Linked DNA regions of Homo sapiens: region 1 is linked to region 2. The links are chromatin loops, found by intact Hi-C in ENCODE. Cell type or tissue: uterus. All regions are shown on one strand. Links, peaks and the distances in the headings refer to the core of each region. The heading gives the core; the rest is flanking DNA. Region 1 has its middle 38 kb from the start of LINC01659. Region 2 overlaps RAB36 (RAB36, member RAS oncogene family).

Region 1 (8,249 bases), core at 250-8,249, 230 kb after region 2:
TCGGCTCACGGCAAACTCTGCCTCCCAGATACCACACAAGGACTTCTCCGAGCCAGCTTTCTGAGGGTTAACTGAGGGCTGAGGGGTTCAAGAAGGAGGACACGGGCACAGGGACTCACGGGCAGTGAGAGGCAGTGGGGCCAATGGCGTGAGGAGCACCAGAGAGCAGGAGGGAACGGGCCTGGGGCGTGAATCCGGCCCCATGAGTGCTCTTCGGCCGCCCAAAACCGGTCCCATGGGTAACAGCGTGGCCTTCGGCAAGTGACTAAAGGGCTTCCTGCCTCAGCTTCCCCACCTGTAAACAGAGGATAACAATGGCATGTACTGGATCTGGCATAAAGTAAATGTTCAATAGATAGCTAGAAAAGAATGTTTTAAAACCTCAGAGATACATTAGGCGAAAATAAAAGCTGGGCTACAGAATGACCTCTTCCGTGGGGACGAGGGGCAGAGGACGGCAGCCCACCTCCAGGAGGAGCTTAAAGAGGCGGCTCCTGGCTGCAGGGACAGGAGATAGAAGTGGGAAAGGCTTGGGCGCCATTTTTATTGTTTGGTATTTTTTGAATCCACACTGTGTGTGTATTATCGGTTTTACATCTTAAGAAAAATAACCAGGCTGGGTGCAGTGGCTCACGTCTGTAATCCCAACACTTTCAGAGGCTGAGGCAAGAGATCGCTTGAGGCCAGGAGTTTGAGACCAGCTGGGCAACACAGGGAGACCCCCCCATCTCTGCAAAAAATTTAAAAATTAGCCGGGCATGGTTGCATAAATCTGTAGTCCTAGCTACTTGGGAGGCTCAGATGGGAGGATTGCCTGAGCACAGGGATTGGAGGCCGCAATGAGACATCATTGTGCCACTGCACTCCAGCCTGGGTGACAGAGCAAGGCCCTTTCCCATAAAAAGAAAGAAAGAAAAAAAACTCTTGGTGGGTCAGAGGCAGTGAGGTCATCAGGCGGGGCAGCTTCAGGACCAGGTGGAAGGGGCCCACTGTGACCTCCCTGGCTGCACCCAGGCCTTTGTGACTGGGAGCCAGTGGGTCACCCAGAGCCCTCAATAAGAGGGCAGCAGGTCGGGCCAGGCCAGAGCCTGGACCTGGGGTCAGGAAGGGGTTGCAGGGAAGGATGGAGGGGCTGAAAACCCTGGGCCCCTGCGGCCACGCCCAACCCCAGTGTCCCCCAGCCGCAGCCTCCAGCAGCCATGGAGGATGCCTGGACTAGCACTGCCAGGGATTTGTAGTGTGACCCTGCCTGGGCCCCATCTCCTCTGCTCACTCAGTGCAGTCCCAGAGACCTTACCCAGTCCCAGGGGCAGGGGGTAGTGGGGAGGGGATCCAGGGTGGAGGGCGAGGCTGCCAGGATCTTTTCTGTCCAGCGAGGAGCAGAGAGCGAGAAACCCTGAAGGGCTGAGACAAGGAGACCTGGAGTCAGGGCTCGGGTGGGGCTGGCCCCTGCACCCAGGGTCGAACCAGGGGGCTCCCAGGCAGGGGGGATTCACTGGCTCCGGGGTCAGACCCTGCCCATGCCCACCCCTGTCATCAGAGGGAGGGGCCCTGGCCTTGCCCAAGGCAGCCCTGTCCCAGCTTCAGTGTGGGCCTCTGGGCTCTGCAGAACAGTCCTTCCTGGAGCAGGAGAACCACAGCCTGGTGAGCACCCACCCATCACCTGGCGCCCCTGCCCCAGCCCCAGCCCCAGCCCCAGGAGCGGCCATGACAAGCAGTCCCCTCTCTCTGCTCCCCACCCCAGAAAAGACAGAACCAGGACCTTCGGGAGCAGCTGGGGGCCCTCCTGGGGCCGGGGCAGCAGTTCCTGCCCCTGTGTCCCGAACACTCAAGCTGCACTGCTCTGGCCTGGGTAAGTACAGGGCCCAGGGACCCCATGCAGCCAATGCCCCACTAGCCCACAGCCTTGGGGCTGATCTGGGGGCTCTCCCACAGCCCCCCGACCCGGCTGGCACGCAGCCCTTGGGGAACAGGGCACCTCTGCAGCTGCTGCGGCGGGAGCTGTCCCAGGGGCAAGAGGCTTTCGTGCAGCCGTCCCTGGTGGGCCTGGGGGAGGGGCTGTGGGGGGAGGAAGCTTCGTACAGCACTCCAGGTGGGCCTGAGGGGTTCATTAGGGAGGGAGGTCTTCGTGCAGTAGGCTAGTGGGCCCGGCGGGGAGGTACCGGCCACCCTGCTGATGCTGCCCAAGCCCACCCTGGGCCCCACCCTCAACGAGCTGCAGCAGATCCGCCTGTGCTTTGAGAGGAAGAAGATGGTCATCACAGAGGTGCCCGCCTGGCTGAGGGGGAGGGGTGCTGGGGGCCACCCCGTGGGTCCTGCTCCTCAGGCGTGACCCCACCTTCTCCCAGGCGTGGGACAACGTGGCTGAGATGCACGTGGCCCTGAACAACCAGGCCACCGGGCTCCTGGTAGGTCCCCACAAGGCAGCACCCAGAAGGATGGGGCCCGGCGGGCAAGAGGCCGGGGAGGGCAGGGCCAGGGGCCTCATGTGCTTACCTCCTCTGGCCCCCAGAACCTCAAGAAGGACATCTGGGGCGTGCTGGACCAGATGGAGGACATCCAGCTGGAGATTCTCAGGTAACACAGGGGCAGGGGCTGGGCCAGCTGAGCAGGGTCTCGGAAGGGGTTCTGGTCAGGACAAGGCAGATACATCCTTGACCCTCCCCACCTACCTCCATAGCACTGAGCCGGGGGTGGGTGCCAGGCTGGGGGGTGGAGGGCGTGGGGTCTTGACAGTGAGGCCTCTGCAGGGAGCGGGCCCAGTGCCACACTCAGGCCAAGAAGGAGCCGCAGATGGCGAGCATGGCAGTGAGCCCCCCACGCCCCACTCTGGGTCTGGAGACCAGCCCCCCACCCAGCACCCTGCTTGGGCAAGGGGGAGAAATGAGCTCCAGCAGAGCAGGTCCAGGGTGGGGGGCATCTGAAAAGTGGCTGCAGGAGCCTGTCCAGGAGGAAGGGGCCAGGGCTGCGGTGCGGGGAGCCCTGTCTGAGGAGGGTTTCCCAAAGCCAGGGATCCCCGCCCTCAGCCTGGACCCTCGGAGTGGGCTCCCCTCCCCATCAGAAAGGGAGACCAAAGTTGGAAAGCTCCAAGGGCCTGGCAGGCCAGCTCTGGTAGGTGACTGTGTGGCAGAGCCCAGCCCCCAGGCCCCCTGCGTGCCCCTGGCCCTGACTGCCACCGCCCGTAGGCTGCTGATCCTGAGGCTGCTGCTGGGCACCCTGCTGGTCGCCTACGTGTACATGGTGAACCCCAGGCCCTTCGAGGGGCTGGTGCCGCCCCTGCTGAGCCGTGCCACCATCTGGAAGCTCCGGGCCCTGCTGGACCCCTTCCTGCGCCTTGAGGTGGATGGCTTCCTGTCCTTCTAGGCCGGAGGCCCAGCGGCCCCAGCAAGGAGGTGGCCAGGCGACCAGCGCTGCCCCAGATGCCCAGTGGCTGCGCTGGCCCCCTGCACACGGCACCACTGTGCACCGTCCCTGCCAGGAGCTGCAGAGAAGGGGGGTGGCGGGGTCTGTCCTGAGGGTTGGGCCTGTGGTTGGACATAGAATCATGACATATGTAGCCGGTGAGCACGTCTCTGTGGAAATTGGGGAAGGGACGCCGGGGCGATCCGGCAGCGAGGGTCCCTCAGGGTGGAGACCCCAGCTCAGGGCCGGCTTCCCACCCCACATCCCACCTGCCCTCCAGAAGGCAGCCCCTCTGCACGGGGCTCTGACCCAAGGCGTCTTAGGAGGGTCTCCACTGAAAGGCAACAGCAGTAAGGACTGGGGAGTCCTCAGGTCTTGCCCCCTGGGCCAGGCCCTCCCAGGGACCTCAGAGGTCAGGTTTTCAGCACTGAACCTGCTGATCCACTGACCTCATGCCCCTCATGCAACTCCCCTCCCTTCCTGGCCACCACCCTCCCTGCCCAGGTCCTGTCACCTCCCCAACCCAGGGCCCTGTCCGGTCCAGGGGGCCACACTGGTAGACAGAACTGTGGAGATCAACACCAAAAATTCTATCTGGGGAATTAATTAGCAGGGATACCCTTAAGAACAATAGAGAATGGTTTTGTGGCTTTCTCATCCCAAAATGGGAGAAATAGAGCCGCAGCCCAAGGTAAACCAGGGACAGGGACCCTGTGCTGAAGGGCTGGCCGGGATGCCACGCTGCCATAGGCTGTACCACTGCTGGAGGACACAGGACTTGGGCCTTGGGCCCTCTGAGCTCCCAGCGGCATCATCTTTGGGAGCAGGCAACCCCAGCGGGGCCCAGGCAGAGCTGGCCATGACCACAGGACCTTGGTGGCAGGCAGGGGCCAATGGCTCACCAGGCTAGCGGCTCCAGGAAGTTAAGTCATCTGTTCATGTGTCAGGGGAAGGGAAGGAGGAGTGCAGAAACCTTTGGGGGCAACCTGAGACCCCCCCACCCAGCCCACTCCACGGAGGCCTGGGCTCCCAGAGGAGGAAGTGGCTTAGTCTAAAGAGGTTGGTTGGGCAGGGAGGCCGGGCAAAGGTTGTGCTGGTCCCCACAGCTCTGGGGCTGCCCCCTGTGGGGTGCTGGACCCCCTGCAGCAGGTGGGGGACTCCTTGAGGTCACGTGGACACAGGGTCTCAGGCGCTGGCAGGCTGGGAGTCTGTCAAGCTGTGGCTGGTGAAGAGAGCCCAGCCCACCCCCAGCCCTGCCCCAGGGTCCATGGCAGTCTGACCTCCTGGGTCCCCAGCTGGGCTGTCCCAGACCCGCCTACTTGTCATCCTGCTAGGGCCCGGAAAGGCTGGGGAAAAGACTGGAGGCAGCCAAGGGCAGGCAGCACATGGCCCCGCATGGGGGTGCCCTGGCGACCAGGCTCCAGGGGGCCCGCAGTGGTGGGTGGTCCTCTGGGTGGCCAAGGTGGCACAGGAGCAGCCCAGGAGGCACCCAAGGCTGGCCACACTGCCCCCATCCACAGGTGCAGGTGCCAATCCACCCCCTGTGGGCTGTGGCATCCGTGAGAGAGAAGCAGAAAGTTGGTCAACACGGCACCAGCTTCAGGGCCCTAGAGCTCACACCCTTCCCGCACTGAGATAGCCTCAGCCCAGGATGTCTCAGCCCCGAACAGCTGTGCACCCCTCACACTCCCTCAGCGCTGCCCCTGGCATTTGGCAGGCAGGAGAGTTCCAGCAGGTTCAGCAGCCCCTACAGGGCCCTGTGCCAGCAGGTGGCCCCTATGCACCCCTATTTCATCTCCCCAAGCTCTTGGGTTCCTGGGATTCCCCTGTGGGTAGTGGCAGACCCAAGTCTTTCCCCCAAACACCCTGTCACTGCCAGAACTGATGCAGACCCAAGGCGAGAGACCCTCACACTTCCCAGCCACAGACCATCGGCCACCCCCTCCTCCCAAGCCTCTGACTCAGCCCAAGTCCACAGAAATGCCCCCAAGGAACCCACCGATCCCTGCACACCAGACAGCAGCCACCCCCTCTTCTGAGGCCTGGCCCCTGCCCTCCCCTAACTCTGGGGGTTCTGCAGCAACAGCCCTGGCCTTGCCTGAGGAAAGAATCAAAATAACTTTTTTAAAATAAAATTATAGATATATAGATGTAGATATAAAAACATAAAACAGAAACAACGCAAGCGGACGCTGTTGTGTGCTTACTCTCAGGTCCCTGACACCAAGGGAAGCACTGACCCCTCCCCAGTGTGCTTTGCCACGGCGTGAGCACCGCAGCCAGGCCGGGGCTGGGGACGTGGCATGCCTTGGGGCAGGGTTCTCCAGTTTGGCAGGGAGGGCCTGAGGGCTGGGGAGGAGGCTCTGGGTGTCACAGGCCCCGTGGCAGCATCACCCCCGTGCCTGCTCCCGCCTGCCCCGTTGCCTCCCATAAGAGCATAAAAAAAGGTTCAGGCTTTGGTGAAAGGGACGGCGGCGGCCGGAACACTGACACATGGCTGGCCATCTGTCCACCCATCCACCACTACCCAGAGCAGATCAGAGCAGAAGCATCATTGGCCTTGCCAAGCTACGAGCTTCCAGCGGGGTCCATGAAAGGCAACGTGTTAGGAGTAGCCTGGCTGGGGACACTCGGTCTGGGAACCCACAGGCTGTGTCGGAAGGACGGCGGGGGCCCTGGGTGCCTCTGTCGATCTCTGGGACCCATCCGTAAGGGGACCGTTGGGGGCTGGCCTGGCAATGACCTGGGGTGCATGGGTGATGGGAGTGAGCCAAGCCTGGCTGAGAGAGCGTGCCCCAAAGAGACTGACTGGGCCCCCTCACTGCCCCAGCCATGGGATGGGCCCAGACACAGACCAGCCCAGTGGCCCTTGGCCCAGTGAGCCAACTTCCCCATGGGCAGATGAGTGGACGGGCAGATGAGTGGACAGGCAGGCAGAGCGCTTGCGGCAAGCTGTGGAGGCGTGGCACTCTCTCCCGCCGATGGGTCCACACCAGGCTGGGGTGGCCTTGGGTCCCTGGGGCAGAGAAGTTGATGGGGAACGGGGGTGTGCTGCGGGGTCCTGGTCCCCGTGGCACCACGGCGGATGGGTGGTGGTCAGTCCTCACACCAGGATCTCGTACATGGTCCCACCCACGCCAGACACCTTCTTAACCAGCGTGTGCCACATAGATCTGGCAGAGGGCCCTGGGGGGCCTGTGGCAGGTCCCAGCCGGGCCAGGCCCAGAGACTGCCCATTAAGCTTACCTGGGGGAGTCTTCAGCTGAGGGTGGTCCCTGCATCAAAACAAGCACATACACGCATGCACACGGTGAACACACGAACACGGGGACAGAGGACGGAGGAGGCAACAGGACAGAGACGACACAGACGTGGACTGGTGTAGCCATGTCGTGGGGCCCTGGGCAGTCCCTGCCCTCTAGGCTCGGAGGGTTCACCCAGAAAGTAGGAGGGAGATGCAGAGCCTGCCTGGGGAGCGGCTGTGCCATCACAGGACAGATGTTGTCAGAACTGCCACCACCCTCCCAAGTCCCTGGGTCCCTAGGCAGCACTGGCCACAGAGAGCATGGGGCAGTCAGGTGGGCACTGAATGGAGCCCCTGCCCTGCTCTGCACTGGGAGCCCGGCCACTCTGCCTGGCCTCATTCCTGCTCTCTCTCAGGAAAACGAGGGGCTGCCCTCCTGCCCACCAGCGCTGACCAACAGCAGCTCTATCCTTGCTGCTTAAACCTTCTCAAGGTGAGAGCCCTTTGTCCCCGGGCTGCGATCCCTGCCTGGCTGCAATGCTGCCCACTTCTAGGTCTCGGGCTCCCCACTCATCACTCCCAGTGGCAGCCTCCTCCCCAACTCCACAAAAGCTGAACAGACTCCTACCCTGTGGGGTAGGGGAGGCCTCCTCAGGGCTGGACTGCTGTGCCCTCAGCCCCTTTGTGGCCAAGTGGCCTGGGCTGGGCTGGGCGGGGCTGGGCTCTCCCCCTGGGGCCGCATCTGACGACAGGAAACAGCTGAGCCTGTGCTTGAGGTTTCCAGGCCCAGACGGGGTGACAGACGACAGATGCCGTGAGGACACCATGCGTCCGTGGCGTGGGTCCTGGCCCCAGCAGGTGTGCAGCTCTCCTACCTGGGCCTGGGCCTACAAGCCAGCTGACCCCGCTCTCTCAGTTACCAACCTGCTGGGTGCCTGGAGCCAGCCTGCTTTCTCCAGTCCTCAGTTTCCCCACTACGAGCAGGGAAGCCCCTGCTTCCCAGAACTATGTCCCACAGGGAGGGCCAGGGCCCGGCCACCCAGGGAGGCACATTCTGCTGCGAGGTAATGTCCTCAGCCCCAGCCTCCTAGAGATGCAGCAAAGCAGGCCCAGGGAGAGCACCGGGTAGACAGGGCCACTGTGACCCAGGATGCCAGAGCCACAGCCTAAAGGAGGCCCAGGCTGCCACATGATACTGACCCCAAAGAGAAAGCCCCATGGCCTCCTACGTGCTGGGTCTGTGCCAGCTCTGGAAGAACAAGTCATTGGGATCAGGACACAAATTCTCATACCCTGTCCCCAGAGCATGCCCAGGACATCCTCAGAGCTGGGCCACACGGGCTAGCCAAAGCCTTCAATGCAGGGTGAGGCGCATCCTCCCTGTCCCGTCCCCAGAGAAAAACTCAGGCCCCTGGGATGACCTATGAGTGCCCAGCCAAGAGGGGCCCTGCAGACGGCTGGACAGCTGCCCTGTGCCAGGAAGCCCACCCGCACCTCCCAGCACCCACCTCTGCACGGTCAGCGAGGGCGGTGGCTCTAGGAGGTCCATTTGGATGAAGGTGACACCTTTGGGGCCTGTGTAGGATGGTGAGTGGGGAGTGCC
Region 2 (8,381 bases), core at 97-8,096:
CACATCTTCCAACACTTGGGCCATAGTAGCATCTGATTGGAAGAGTAGATGCTGGGAAGCAAAGGCTCAGAAGTTTGAGGGAGTGGCCCAAGCAGGCAGTGGGGTGGGAGTTGGGAGGCTGGAGCCAGGTGGGAGGCCAGGCCAGTGGACCCTGCCCCTGGCACTGTGCTGCCTGTGTGAGTGGGTGGGGCTGTGCCCTCCTGGGGTCATTGTTACTGTCAGGGTGCTCTAGAAAGGGCTACGTGCCAACCTGAGGGTAGGCTAGCCTGGCTTTCACACCCAGATGCATTAAGGGGCAAGGAGAAACACTGATGAGGTCCCGGCTGTCTTGTGGGCCCACAGGCGAGAACGTGAAGGCATTCTTCAGCCGCGTAGCCGCCCTGGCATTCGAGCAGTCGGTGCTGCAGGACCTGGAGAGGCAGAGCAGTGCCCGGCTCCAGGTCGGCAATGGAGACCTAATCCGTGAGTATAGGTGTGACTGGGTTGGGCTGGGGAGTAGGCTGGAGGCCTAAAATCCACATGCGCCATCCTCGTCACCTGAGGCCTTGCCATTTCCTGAACTTGTGGCCCTCTCCTGTCCTTTGACCCTCCTCTCAGGGTGTCACTGCAGCCTCAGGCCTGTAGCCCCTCTGATTCCACCTGCCAGGTCAGACACCCTCCCTAGCCCTCCCTGTTCTCCTGACACATGGACCTCATGGGCATCCATGAGGTCCTCATAGCCCAGGCTGGGCGTCCCAGGCTCTGCAGATGTGTCCTGGCCCCGGCTCTCCCAGTCTGCACCTTTGCCCTCTCTGTTCCAGTGCCTGGAAGGCCCTCTCTTGGCTTGTGTCAGGCCATTCAGGCCTTGAACAGCAGGCCCAGAAGCTTCAGCTCACAGCTCTGACTGTCAGGGCCGGCATCCCCTGCCCAGTGTCAGCTACAGGATTCCTGGTTGATGCTAAATTACTTCTCCCCTCCTTACAGAAATGGAAGGGAGTCCGCCCGAGACCCAGGAGAGCAAGAGGCCCTCCAGCCTGGGCTGCTGCTAACTGGGGCCTGCGTGGAAGGCCTCCGCTCCCTGCACACACACGGACAGGAATTTCCGTGACTGTGGTGTGGAGACTGGAGCCCAAGCTCTGCAGCGTGTCGCCCTCAAGCTGTAGGCCCATGTTCCAGTCCCTCCACCCACCCACCGGGCTCAGCTCCAGGGCACAGTCACTTGTCCGTTGCAGGTTGGGCACTAGAAAAGGCCCCCACTGGCTGCCTGGGAGCCCCACACCACCGGGCCAGTGCAGGCACTGTGGTGATCCCATAAAAGGCCAGTCCATTTGCAGGGTCATCAGACAGTCACCTTTGGCCTCAAGAGGCCTCAGAACTGCAAACTCCTGCGTCGGTCTATACTACTCGGCCATGGCCCACATCAGCAGTCAACCCTGCACTCTTTCCCAGCGATCTTGGATGTGTCCCCAGGATCCGTCACAGTGTTCCAGGCAACCTGGACTTGTCAAAGTCAGCACCTGAAGGAGAGGCCACCTGCCATTCCCCCTGGGAGTTTTCTGTTGTCAGCAGGACTTATGGTTCTGGGTCTCAGAGCTTCAGGCCTCACTGTCCTTCTGCCACGGATGCTCAAGGTTCCTGGGCAGACCAGCACCTCTGGAGGACAATGGACAAAATGTCTCTTAGACCTGTTCTGGCTGAAGGGCTATCTCTGGCACCTCTGAGATCCCTAGGTCCTGCCCTCCTGGTCCGTGGGCCAGGATGTGCAGAACAACCACTCAGGCCTTTCTGGCCCACCTGGACAGTGCATTTACCTGTGTGCTGCGGGAGGCAGACTGCACAGCTGTCCTAGGGTAACTCACTCTGCAGCCCTTGAACATGGCACTGCCCTCCTCTGGCACTCATGCTGGGCCTGTGCCCACTGCTGCCTCTCCATCCCTCTCTCATTGGCCTATACATCTCTTAGGACCTTTGTAATGGTGTCCATGCACCTTTAGAGGACTTCAGAGGCCCTGCCAAGTCTAGCATGTTCCTGTCTCCAACACCGCCTCCTGCACATGCAGAGCAGACAGAAATACCCCACACATTCCCCAGCCTCTCTGCCCAGTATGCTCATCCACAGGGTTTTCTCACTGCTATGAACCAGCCCCACAGCCCCAGGCCCCTGTCACCTGGCTATGCCCACTCATCCCACCCGTCTCGTGCTGTTGCTTCCCGTAGATGGCGAGCACCTTGCAGGCAGCCTTCTGATCAGTACTGCTCTCCTAGGGCCTGGCACACTGCAGCTGCCCTGTAAATGTTCAGCTCAGCGATTGCCAAATACCAGTTAGGGAAGAACACTGGCATCTTTTTCTATTCATTCCCCCTTCAACATATTTTTTGTAGTTTTTTATATAAATGACTTTTTTTTTTTTTTGAGATGGAGTTTCACCCTTGTTGCCCAGGCTGGAGTGCAATGGCGTAATCTCGGCTCAGTGCAACCTCTGCCTCCCAGGTTGAAGCGATTCTCCTGCCTCAGCCTCCCAAGTAGCTGGGATTACAGGCATGCACCACCATGCCTGGCTAATTTTGTATTTTTAGTAGAGATGGGGTTTCTCCATGTTGGTCAGGCTGCTCTCGGACTCCTGATCTCAGGTGACCTGCCCACCTCGGCCTCCCGAAGTGCTGGGATTACAAGGGTGAGCCACCATGCCCGGCCATAAATGATTTTATTCATTTTTATGTTTTCTTTTGGGCGGCGGGATGGAGTCTCTGTCACCCAGGCTGGCGTGCAATGGCACGATCTTGGCTCACTGCAAGCTTCCCCTTCCGGGTTCATGCCATTCTCCTGCCTCAGCCTCCCGAGTAGCTGGGACTACAGGCACGTGTGACCATGCCGGGCTAATTTTTTATATTTTTAGTAGAGAGAGGTTTCACCGTGTTAGCCAGGATGGTCTCGATGATCTGACCTCGTGATCTGCCCGCCTCGGCCTCCCAAAGTGCTGGGATTACAGGCCTGAGCCACCGCGTCCGGCCTCCATAAATGACTTTTAAAGGGGTTGTATGTTTAGTGTGAACAAAGACAGTACAAAGCATATAAAATACAAGGTGAAAGCCCCCCCCCCGCCACATTAGCTGCGCCCCTGAAGTGTCTCCAGCAGAAGAGATGGATGAATGGAAGGACACACAGATGGACAGAGAGCAGGAAAGACTGTTAGCTCTGCTAACAGTCAGGACTATTCCTTCTGGACTCTGTGCCTTTGCCTGCACAGCTAGTGTTGATGGCTTGTTTGTTGTTTTCACCAGAGTGAGCTCCTTCTGGACATACTGCCTGGCAGCCTGCCTTCCTAGGGAGCTGGCGCCAAGGCCTCTCCCTGATGGCACACAAGGAGCCTCCTTCCTGTAGCAGCGCCCAGTTTTCATGTGGATGGATTGTAGTTCATTTGACCCTCCCCATCCGCGGGCCATCCGGCTTGTGTCCAGCTTTTAGCTCTTGCCAATGGTGCTGCAGTGGCCATTCTTGTAGTTATAGCTTTGCGTACTCAGGAAGGCCCTTCTCCCGACTGCGGCCCCCAGCCTGGTCCACTAAATGCAGCCTGTGGTCGGGCAGACAGCATTGGGGTCCATTAGGAAGACCAGGTTTGCTGGGCATAAGCTTCACAGGACGGGAGAACCTGCCCATGGTGGACTGTCGTTCTCCACAGCTCCCTTCCCTTGCCCCTTCGGGCCTCCAGGATATGTTTGCGGGGGTGGGTGTGGTGTCCAGCTGTTACCAGCTTCTGAGCTAGAGCTGTACTGCCTCACGTACACCCCCACCTCTGTAAATGGTCCTTGATTAAATCGTCCTCATATTACCTCCTGCAATGTGCCAGCTGATTCCCACACACCCTGACTGACATAGTTGTGGCCTCTCGAACTTTGATATTTGGCCTGGGAGGACAGAAGAGTAAGGTCGCCACGGAAACGCAAGGGGCTCAGTTGTCCCCCCACCCCAAGTTGATGCAGCATCTTCTCGGTCAGAATTGCTTCAGGGTGGTTTGCGCACCCTCACTTTGATGATTTAATGAAGACATTTCCTTCTTTCCCAGCATCGGGCAGTAAGTTTCCTGGGCAGAGGCACTTTCTGTTGGTCTGGTCTTGTGGGCCCAGGCAAGCAGCCCCCTGCAGCCAAGGTGCGGCAATGACCACAGTGACCGCGTCCAAGTGCTGCCGAAACGCCTTTTTCCTCTTCCCTGTTTCCCTGGACCCTTTCCTGCTCTCTGTCCATCTGTGTGTCCTTCCGTTCACCTGTCTCTTCTGCTGGAGACACGTACCTGAAGCAGGTCCTCTCCTGTCACTTCCTGGCTCCCCAGGGCTAGGTCCCAGGGTGCTCTCGCTCTGGCTTTCGAGGCTCCTCACCACCCAGCCCACCCCACCCCCACAGGCCCCTGTGCTCCAGTTTCATCCCTGGTCACAATGCAGTCTGCAGATGCCAGACCCCTCTTCTGTGCCCAACGGCTGGGACACCCCTACTCCCAGAGAGGCCTCTGTGGACACCCCCACAGCTCTCGCAGCACTTGATACCTTGAGTGTGATTGGTCACATCTGGGCTTTCTCCCCCACCCATCTGTGGAACCCCAAGAGCCAGGACAGTGACCTCATCACCTCTACTGTCTCCCCTAGCACCTCTGGGAGGAAGGGCCCACAGTAGGTGCTCAATAGATGTGTAAAGAAGGCAGGGAAGCAAGAAGGTTGCTCAAACAAGACCATGTTCCCAGCAGACAGATTGCACTCTGACCCAGATGCCACCACACGAAACTTACACCTGCCTGGGGAACAATCCTGTGCTTGGCTCTCCTTGGTGGCCAGGGACAGTTGTGCCTCATCCCTCACTTGCAAACCCCAGTCCTGTCTGACCCAGAGACCCTCACAGGGCATCAGCCAGTGAAGGCGGTTTGGGGCTGGAGGATATGTTCTGATCTTGGGAAGAGCTTGGTAGGAGCCAGCCACAGAAAGTTTCAGGGCAGAACTGAACAGGTCTCGGGAAGGACACTTCATGCCAGCTAGAGAGGCTCTGGGCACAGGAAAGAATTGGACTTCGGGCAGAAAAATGTTTGTGCTATTTAGTACTATGTAACAAATCACTCCAAAACTTCATTGCTTAAAGCAACAAGCATGTATTATTTCTCATGATTCTATGATTTGACCAGCTATTCTTCCGCTCCCTGCTTGGTAGCTGGGCCACTAGGATGACTCTCCCAGAGTCCAAAATGGCCTCCCTCATATGAGTGGCAGGTGGTGTGGCTCTACCTGAATGCTTGGCAGGGCCTTGCCACATGGCAGCTTGGGCTTCCTCACAGTGTGGTGGCTGGTTTCTAAAAAGGACTGTTTCCAGGCTGGGCACAGTGGCTCATGCCTGTAATCCCAGCACTTTGGGAGGCCAAGGCGGGCGGATCACGAGGTCAGGAGATAGAGACCATCCTGGCTAACATGGTGAAACCCTGTCTCTACTAAAAATACAAAAAATTAGCCAGGCATGGTGGCACGCACCTGTAGTCCCAGCTACTTGGGAGGCTGAGGCAGGAGAATCACTTGAACCTGGGAGGTGGAAGTTGCAGTGAGCCGAGATCTTGCCACTGCATTCCAGCCTGGGTGACGGAGTGAGACTCTGTCTTTTAAAAAAAAAAAAAAAAAAAAAAAAAAAAAAGGAGTGTTTCCAGAGACAAGCCCCAATGTGTAAGTGCTTATCAAGCCTCTGTTTACATCACACTTGCTATATTTGGCCAAAATGGGGCATTTTGGCCAAATGTCCAAAGTCCAGAGTCAGTGTGGGAGGGGATTTCATAAGGGTGTGAAGAACTGGAGGTCTGATGCATTGGGGGCCAATATGGGGGGGTGGGGTGCAATATAGGGAACTAAGGGAGAGAGTAAGATGAAGGGCTGTGTCCCAATGTCTGCTCCTTTTTTGTCCTGAGGCAAAGCAAGGGCTTTCTCCCTAAGCAACAGCTCCTTACCCTGACCTTTGCCAATGAACTCAGCATAGAGGTGCTTCCTCAAGAAAGCCTGCTTTAGCCTCTCCAGCTGGGTCAGGTTGCCCTTGATCCCTATCCTGGTCTCTTTACAATTCCCTTACCGTCCTGGTGGCCTTGGTGGTCTGCCTTGTTCACTGCTGCATCCCCAGCACCAGCCTACTAAGTAAGCCTTGGAATGAGTGCACGGCTAGTCTCACAGTGCAGCCTCACACGATGTTGTTAACTGGTGCTCTACACCTTGGATCCCAAGAGGGCGAGGCCAGAGCCCAGGTCACCCCTGACCCCAGCAGGCACCACCACCCACCACCCACTGGAACCCACTTGCAGTGGAAATTCTGACCCACTGTTCCCCAAAGCAGAAGTCATCCAGGAGTGGGGTGCCTCCTGGGGGAGTAGCAAGAGGCCACATTTATGGAGCACGCTCTTTGTGCCAGCCCCGTATGCAGTGAGGTGCTCTGGAAGCTCGTTTAACCACAGCAATGCTGTGGGCTCACTACCACCCCCGCCCTGTCCCCGCCTGACAGGTGGGGAGACTGAGGTGCAGACAGCTGAAGAGATGGGACACACCTGAGCACCTCCTCCTCCTCTGAACTCCTGGTCCCTCCCCTGCCTCTGCTGCCAACCCCACTTGGAGTCTAATCCCAGTGGGAATCTGCTGCAGGTGCCCTCACCCCTGGGGCTCAATGTCTCTCAGTCAGTTGCCCCAGCACACTGCCACCCAGGGTCGAACCCCAAAAGGAGTTTATTCGCATGGCCCCAACCAAGCTCAGCCCTCCTCAGGGTCCCCCAGCTGAGCCTTCCCCTTCACTGCCGCTCCCTGCACCCTCACAATGTGAGTCTATGATTCTGTCCTTCCCAGCCCAGCAGCCATGGTTGACAGAGGCTCCACAGGGACCGGAGCAAGGCAGTTGCTCTCAGCATCTTTCAACCCTGTCCCCTGGGTGCCTGCCTGCCTCCCCCTCCTCCCAGCCCTGCTGCAGGCCTCTGGAGTGGAGAGGAGGCCAGCAGGATCCATTCGACTCACATTTCAGCCTGGGGGATGGGATGGACCACTGTCAGACAAACCTCACTCTCTGGAGGGATGCAGGGCATCTTAACCCAGGAGAACTCAGGTCACCTACAATCTAGGTAACTGAATACTGAAATGGACAGAGGATCGGTTAAATTGACACGTTCACTCATTCATTAACTCTTTTTTTAATTAATTTATTTTTTTTTTTAAGGCAACACAGCCAGGGTCTCGCTGTGTTGCCTGGGCTGGCCTCAAACTCCCGGTCTCAAGCAATCCTCCTGTCTCAGCCTTCTGAACAGCTGGGACTACAGGTGCACTACTGCACCTGGCTTCATTGACTAATTCTCATTTTTTTTGAGATGGGGTCTCGCATTGTTACCCAGGCTGGAGTGCAATGGCGTGATCATAGCTCAGTGCAACTTTCCATCATCAAGCAATCCCCCCACCCCAGCCTCCCAAGTTGTTGGGACTACAGGAATGAGCCAGCATGCCCAGCTAATTTTTAATTTTTTTTTTAATTTCACAGAGATAGGGTCTGTGTTGCCCAGGCTGCACTAATTCTTACTTGTTCATGCATTCAGCTTTCCTGGAGCCCCCTTTCTGGCCCAGCCCTTTGCATTCTCCCATTCACTCCTCCCGCAGCCCACACGGCAGATGCCAGCCCGACCCCATTTTCACAGGTGAGCCAGGCTTGGCATGGGGCATAAGCCCTGGGTCCACACAGGCAGGGCTAGACTGGGAGGCAGCTCCCTCCAGCTCTTGAAGTCCTGGGCCCCCGGGGATGCTGACAGGTAGCCAAGGAATCCCAGGCTTGGAGGGGACTGCAGAGAGACACAGCAACCAAGGGAGCCCAGGACAGGGATGAGAGAAGACATGTGGGGGGTTTCAGAGGAAGAAACTCACAGCACAGAGAGGGACCCCTCCTCTCCTGAGGGAGAAGCGGCTCCTGGAGACTGGGTGGACCCTGGGCACCGCTCCCCGCCACACACACACACAGACACCTGCCGCTTCAGGCACTGTGTGAGATGCGATGCCCTCCCAGCAGTTCCCAGGCTCCTCTGCCATCTGCTGTGGCCTACCAATGTCATCTCCCATATGTCAGCCTTCCCCTGAAGGAAACTGATGAGCAGCCAGGACGTATGACTGTCACATGCTCCTTCCAGGCAGCACAGACCCTTCCTGGCCTCCTCCCCTTTGTCCAGGCACCCCCTCAGTATTCAGGGCCACCAGCCAGTGTCTAAGCCTGGGCCCCAGGAAGGTGAGGGAGCAGGCATGGGACTCCTGTCCCTGGGCACTGTCAGCAGGCTCACCCCTTGTCTTCTGGGATACATGGTGGGTGGTCTGGGAGGCAAACCAGGTCTGGGCTCCCTCTTCCCTGACAGGTGGTTGGCACCCCTAGCCTG

The links. Hi-C counts contacts between places; a loop is a spot of excess contacts. Peaks named below come from ENCODE experiments on the same cell type or tissue, not always from the same donor. Only the 100,000 strongest peaks of a DNase experiment are listed, where the experiment ranks them.
Region 1: a loop joins it to region 2, with 3 times the contacts of the local background. A loop is called at or near these places in 73 of 110 quality-filtered maps.

Annotation. Positions count from the first base shown.
Region 1 is chr22:23,391,430-23,399,678 of GRCh38, forward strand. It overlaps the pseudogene ZDHHC8BP and the pseudogene CCDC188BP. Among named protein-coding and RNA genes, the nearest start is that of LINC01659, 38 kb to the right of the region's middle. RefSeq lists enhancers at 1,472-1,972, 7,471-8,025, 8,115-8,249. In uterus, for the core only: no CTCF peak of the experiment used is centred there; no DNase peak of the experiment used is centred there.
Region 2 is chr22:23,160,537-23,168,917 of GRCh38, forward strand. RAB36 (RAB36, member RAS oncogene family) reads left to right here. Exons shown (of 11, transcript NM_004914.5): 10 at 343-462; 11 at 964-5,127. The coding sequence ends at 1,028. It also overlaps a transcript of RSPH14 not described here. Among named protein-coding and RNA genes, the nearest start is that of BCR, 16 kb to the right of the region's middle. RefSeq lists an enhancer at 6,118-6,619. In uterus, for the core only: no CTCF peak of the experiment used is centred there; a DNase peak (open chromatin) is centred at 3,329; H3K27ac peaks cover 777 bases.